2 separate regions of the Mus musculus genome follow, and region 1 is linked to region 2. The links are chromatin contacts, found by POLR2A ChIA-PET in ENCODE. All regions are on one chromosome and are shown on one strand. Each heading gives the region's core, a stretch centred on a gene start or an enhancer-like site at or near the end of the contact. The rest is flanking DNA. Distances are from core to core; before and after follow the strand shown.

What was found. ChIA-PET counts read pairs that join two places held with the same protein, here RNA polymerase II (POLR2A).
Region 1: POLR2A ChIA-PET joins it to region 2 with 39 read pairs in Patski. The contact joins the promoter of Tpbg here to the promoter of Ibtk in region 2. POLR2A ChIA-PET finds 5 or more read pairs at or near these places in 4 of 5 experiments (Patski and embryonic stem cell).

Annotation. Positions count from the first base shown.
Region 1 is chr9:85,841,566-85,844,265 of GRCm38, reverse strand. Tpbg (trophoblast glycoprotein) reads right to left here and starts at 1,414. Exons shown (of 2, transcript NM_001164792.1): 1 at 1,311-1,414; 2 at 1-615. The coding sequence starts at 286. LOC115487186 (a long non-coding RNA gene) reads left to right here and starts at 586. Exons shown (of 2, transcript XR_003948199.1): 1 at 586-668; 2 at 1,051-2,700.
Region 2 is chr9:85,747,984-85,750,683 of GRCm38, reverse strand. It overlaps Ibtk (inhibitor of Bruton agammaglobulinemia tyrosine kinase), which reads left to right and starts at 1,350. Exons shown (of 29, transcript NM_001081282.2): 1 at 1,350-1,553.

The DNA.
Region 1 (2,700 bases), core at 165-2,664, 94 kb before region 2:
GGTTGCGCACGTAAGGCGGTAGATCCGCCGGCACCTCCAGCAGGTTGCGGTTCACGCACTTAACCGTGCGCGCCGCCTCGGAGCACTCGCACGCCGCGGGGCATCTCTCGGCTGGCGGAGGCTGCGCAGACCCCGAGGCCAGGAAGGCTGCCGGGGAGGTGGAAGACGAGGGTACCGAAGAGCTGGGGGCCGACGCGGAGACCCAACCCAGCAGCACTAGCGCCAGCCTTGCCAACCTCAGCCGTCCGTCCCCGGCGGAGGGGCCCCGGGAGCCCGCCCCAGGCATCGCGGCTCGCGGTTCCCCGGAGCTGGGACAGCGCCCGCTCCGAAGACTCGACCGCCTGGGCCCGGCGGGCGCGAGCCGGCCGCAAGCGTCGACGGCAAACTTTCCTCGCGTGGGAGCAGAGGAGGGGACGCCAAAAGCTGGAACTTGGCTAACCCCGAGCCACCGGGCGTCCCCCTCCCGGAGCGGCACCCCGCCCTTCCCTCCAGTGAGTACGCACGGCGGGTCGGGACACGGGCCTTGGCGCTCCTCCTCCCGCCGCAGCTGGGGTGGGTGGCACCTCCTCAACTCCTTTGTTGGCGCCTCTCTCAGGGCAGGATCGGATGAGCGACCTGGGACAAGCGGGAGAGAAGCGTGAGGAGGAGTGACGGCCGCAGCTCCCCGAGTACGAACCAAGTAGTCCCCACACTAGCAACCCGGCCCAAGCTTCTGTGTGCGTCCTTCCTCCCTAGTGGGACGCGGTCCCCACTCCCAGGCGCTAAGCCTACCTCTTCCGGGCCCACACCATCAGGACCCGGGCCACCTCCCGCCTGGCTCCTGCCCGGATTGCCCTCCTCCCGCCTAGAACTTCACGCAGACCCCGCGGTGTCCAGCGAGCAAACTTCTCCTTTTTCCGGATCCCAGCTCCTACCGCCCCGGCCGACCACCTGCCTTCCGGGGTCCCCGCCCCCGCCGCTCCTCCCCCTCCCACCTTGGGATGAGAGCGAAGTTTCGGGTTACGGGACTCTTAAGAGCTTTTTTTTTTTTTTGGTACCTCCTTGGATTAGTGTGAAAAGGGGAGCAGAGCCGTACAGCTGTCGCCTACTCTCGACTCCCCAGTTCCTGGCCACCCAGCTCCCCGATCCCGAGAGGATCCAGACATCTCCAGAAAAACGGAGGGAACCCGCCAACAAAGCGGCCGTGGGACCGTGGGCGGTGTGGCAGCCAGGACCCCCCCCCCCCCGGCTCTCTTCACGCCCTAGTATAGAAAGGAACCCTGGTCCCGCCTCCAGGCTCCAAACCTGGCCGCTCGGTCCCCACTGCTCACCTCCGCACCCCGCGCCTGCAAAGCCAACTCCGAGGGCCACCCGAGTCCACGCGCCTTCCCAGCTCCTGCTGCGGGCGCCGACTCTCCTCTCAACCCCAGCCCCTGGCCCAACCTCCACGGCTGGGAAAAACCAAGCCGGGGGGCGGGGGAGGGCCAGGGCTGCAGGAGAGATCGCCGCCGCGCTGGCCACCTCTGCTGCCCCAGGTAGGGGCTTCAGGGAGGGATACGAGGGGCAACCTAGGCTGGGCGACTCCCCTAGGCGGAGATAAATGAGCAACGCATCCCGAGAAGGTGAGGGATTCCCCTTCTGTTCCCCCTCCCCGGCATCCTTTGGTGGTTCCGTATTTTGCATAGCGTATTTACCTCGGACAGAAACAAAACCGCTGGTGGACCTCTTGGAATTCACGCTGCTTCTGGCACCGCTGGCAGTGAGGAGAGGGATTTAAGCGTGAGCAAAGCAGCAGTAGAAGAAGGAGCTGCACAGGTTACATCCGCCGCGGCAAACGCCTGGGTTGTGAGGGAGATTCAGAAAGTCTCCTCTCTCGTGGCTCGGTTTGGCTGGCAACTTCAGTTTATGAGGTAGTTAGTTAATGCCTTCCTACCTGTGCCGCCCCCGCACGTCTAGGGTAGTTATCAAACTTGTAAAGACAGTCAACTTTAAAGTGGGGGAGGGTTACTGGAAAGGACACTCATTCTTGATTCATTATGGGTGGTTTTTTCCCCCCTCCTCTCAAAATTAAAACCAGAGGGAAGAAAATTGCAGCTAAAACACCCCAGAAACAAAAGCAAATTGCAAAGACGTGAGTCACCCGGAAAGCTCCCTACACCAGATGCGGTGCGTTGTGTCAGCACAAGTCACTTACGCAGGGAGCGCTCGCGGCGGGAGGTGGGCGGGCTGACCTGGGAAAGAAGTTTGTCCCAAAGTCTGTCTCCCAGGGGGCGCTGGCAGGCGCCGGATGATGGATTAGGGAAACGACTGGAATGCTTATAGGACCAATGTCATTAAGTCTGGAGAGAGTTGGAGTCCCGAACGCCCTCTCATTGCTCTCTCAAAAAGTCTTATCTGCTTTTCCTCAGTCAAATTTTCCCCAAGTTAAAAGGTGTGGGTGATTACAGACTATTTCATTTTAGAGAGAGAAACGATAGGAGAGATAAGGCTGGGAAAAAGAAGACCCAGTATAATAAAAGTATCAAGTTAAGGAAGCCGGGGATTGTTCCCCACAACATGCATCATGACTGTGGCGGTCCAATTCTGAGTCTATGGCTGTTTCTTTCTGTGGAAAGATAGTCCACAGAAACACCAGCCAAAATGGCCCAGGAAAAAAAGCTGCAGAGCCTGGAGACTGCAGAGATTTGTGCAAAAAGACAGTTTCATTAATTTGCATCTTCA
Region 2 (2,700 bases), core at 101-2,600:
GCAATTAATTTTTGTGTATATGATTATGGCCGTATGGACATTTTGTACCCCCAATGCTTACAAGCGTTTGAGACATGGCAACTTCTAGGTGGTGTTACTGTGTGCTTGGCACTCTGCTAAGTGCTGCGGGCGTCTATCAACACATTTTCACTACAGCAACATGTATTCCATTCCCACTTTGCAGATGAGGAAATTAAGGCTTCAGAAAACCTAAATGACTTACCCAATACAAAGAAGAGACAGATAAAAGATGTGAACTCAGGGCAACACATTTATTTACATCACTAGCTTCCAGATCACTGAGCGTCTTTGTTCATGAGTGTGTACACAGCTTCCTTCCAAGTCACTGTTTATACATTACAGAATGGGTCAGAGTAGGAAGTAAGAAAGCAAATTAAGTCCTTGCACTGGGAGGAGAGCTGGGGAGCTAGGTCTGTTTCCATCTCTCCTTCAGTTTGATCTAGCAACTTACTTTCCTACAAAGTCTACAAAACAGGCAATTGGGCTGAAGCAGTCTAAGAGGGTATTGAGTTTAACTCCGTTTAATAGATGATGGTGTCAGTGGCTCATACAGCAACACAAACAGGGCCGAGGTTCAAACAACTCTGGGCTCCAAGTGCTGTTTTTCTCTGAGTCATGCTACTCCTCCCTGAACACATGTTTACTAAGGCGCCTCTGTATCAGACTTCAGCAGGAGTATGTTTTCCGTTCTGGACTGATTATTGGCACACAATTTGCAACCTTTAAAATGGCTTGTAGATTTAAGAGTTCAGGGAGGAAAACCTATTGTAAGCCTGGCGTCAGGCAGACAGATGTGACCCAAGTCAGCAGCTGGTCGCACAGTGGCGATCTGAAAAATCTATGGCGCCTTCTGACAAAAAGAGAGTGACACTCAGACAATCCGGGCACAACAGGCGGGGCACAGAGCAGCAGGGCCCAGTCTTGGGGAGAGGACACCTCTGGTTTTCCAGTTATCCCACTACGAGTGATCCGGGAAGCAACTTTTCTAAGATGCCCACGTTTCTACGGAGTGGTGCTTGGGCATCCAGCCAGTTCCTTGTTTCCTCCATCCCAGCCTTAACCTCCTTTCCGAGTGTCGACCTGCGGGGAGACAGATCTCCTAGGGTGACATCTGGCACCAAGAGGGGCAGTACTGGTTCTGAGTGTAGGGCGGCAGCCAGTGTCGACCGCACCAAGGCCGGCAGGGGTCATGCTCCTTTGGGATACTAGGGAAAGGCCACAGCTGAGGTACTGCCACGCTAGGCCTTGTGGGCAGGCCCCGACCAATCACTGTGGGGCATACACGAACTCCGGCCAATCAGCGCCCGTCTTATTCCCGAGTCCCGCCCGCTCTAGCTCAGGTTTCCCCGAACCCGGTCCCGGCGCCGACAGTCGCGGCTGTCGCTTTCCGTGCAGCCGTCCCCGGAGCTGACTCGGGCGTCCCGGCTCCTGGCTCCCTTCGTTGTCCCCGGTAGCTTTCACTAAGGATGAGTCCCTGCGCGGCCGCGCGCCTGCCCCGCGGAGACCGCCGGCGCACCTTCATCTAGCGACTGGTGAGGGCGACGGCGAAGGCGTCCTGCCAGCCCGGCAGGGGAGCGGGGCCCGGGGAGGGAACTCGCGGAGGGGGCGGCTGCCGAGCTTCGCGCCGCGTGGCACGGGCGGGTGGCCTGGCAGCGCAGCCCCGCCGCCCCTGCCAGCTAATGAATGGCCTTGTCCCGCCAAGTGCTACGTCGCCAAGCTGCCCGACACGCCCTCCAGCGACGATGCTTTTCTGGTTCCGAGGGTTGACTGGTGTCACCTCCCTTGGATCCCTTCCTAGAGGCTCCCATGTCCCCTAAACCCTTGGTGGAGTTTACAAAGTTTGAGTTCCCGCGGGCCTTGCTGAGTTTGCAGAAGCAGGTCTTGCTCTGAGCATTCGCTGCTGGGTGGAAGTGGACTGGGGTCTGTTCTGCAGAGACAGGATAGAGGGGCCTTTTGTTCGTAGCTATCAGGTTGCAAAGGCATTTTGGATCCGAGGGGAAATGGCCAACCCTGATTTAAGCCGTCTTTAACTCTGTTATCTAACACAGTCATAAAACATGAGTCGTGTTAGTCAGAGGGGATATTTTTCAAGGAGGAGAAGTTGAGTAGCACCTGTTTCCTTTATCTCGAAGTAGGTAACATTTGAAGTAGTTCCCCCCCCCCCCCCATAGTTAGTGTGGTTACCTCCATATGCAAATTACCAAACGTTTTGTGTGTGTGTGTGTGTGTGTGTGTGTGTGTGTGTGTTTTTCGTCATCAGTTCCTCACTTCTCAGTGGAGTTACTTTCATTTGTTTTTATTGATTTGGAGACCTGCTTCACCGTACCTGAGGACAGAACTATTTTCTAAAACGTGTTTTCTAAAAAAGTTTTTGCAAAACTTGAGTCACATCGCAGCTTTACAGTTTTTCAATTGGATATGTTAATCTTCGGTTTTTTTTTTTCTTTTTAGTAAATCTTGTTTGAAGGGCTTTCTGTGTGCCAATTTTTTTTTTCTGTGTGCCAATTTTTGTGTGATGATTTCATTACATTTTAAACGTTCAAGATGCTTGTGGATTATAAAATTCTAGACTGAATGAGTATGCCCAAACTTCTTTCTTTCTTTCTTCCTTTTTTTTTAAAAAATATTTATTTATTTATTTATTTATTTTACGCATATGAGTACACTGTAGCTGTACAG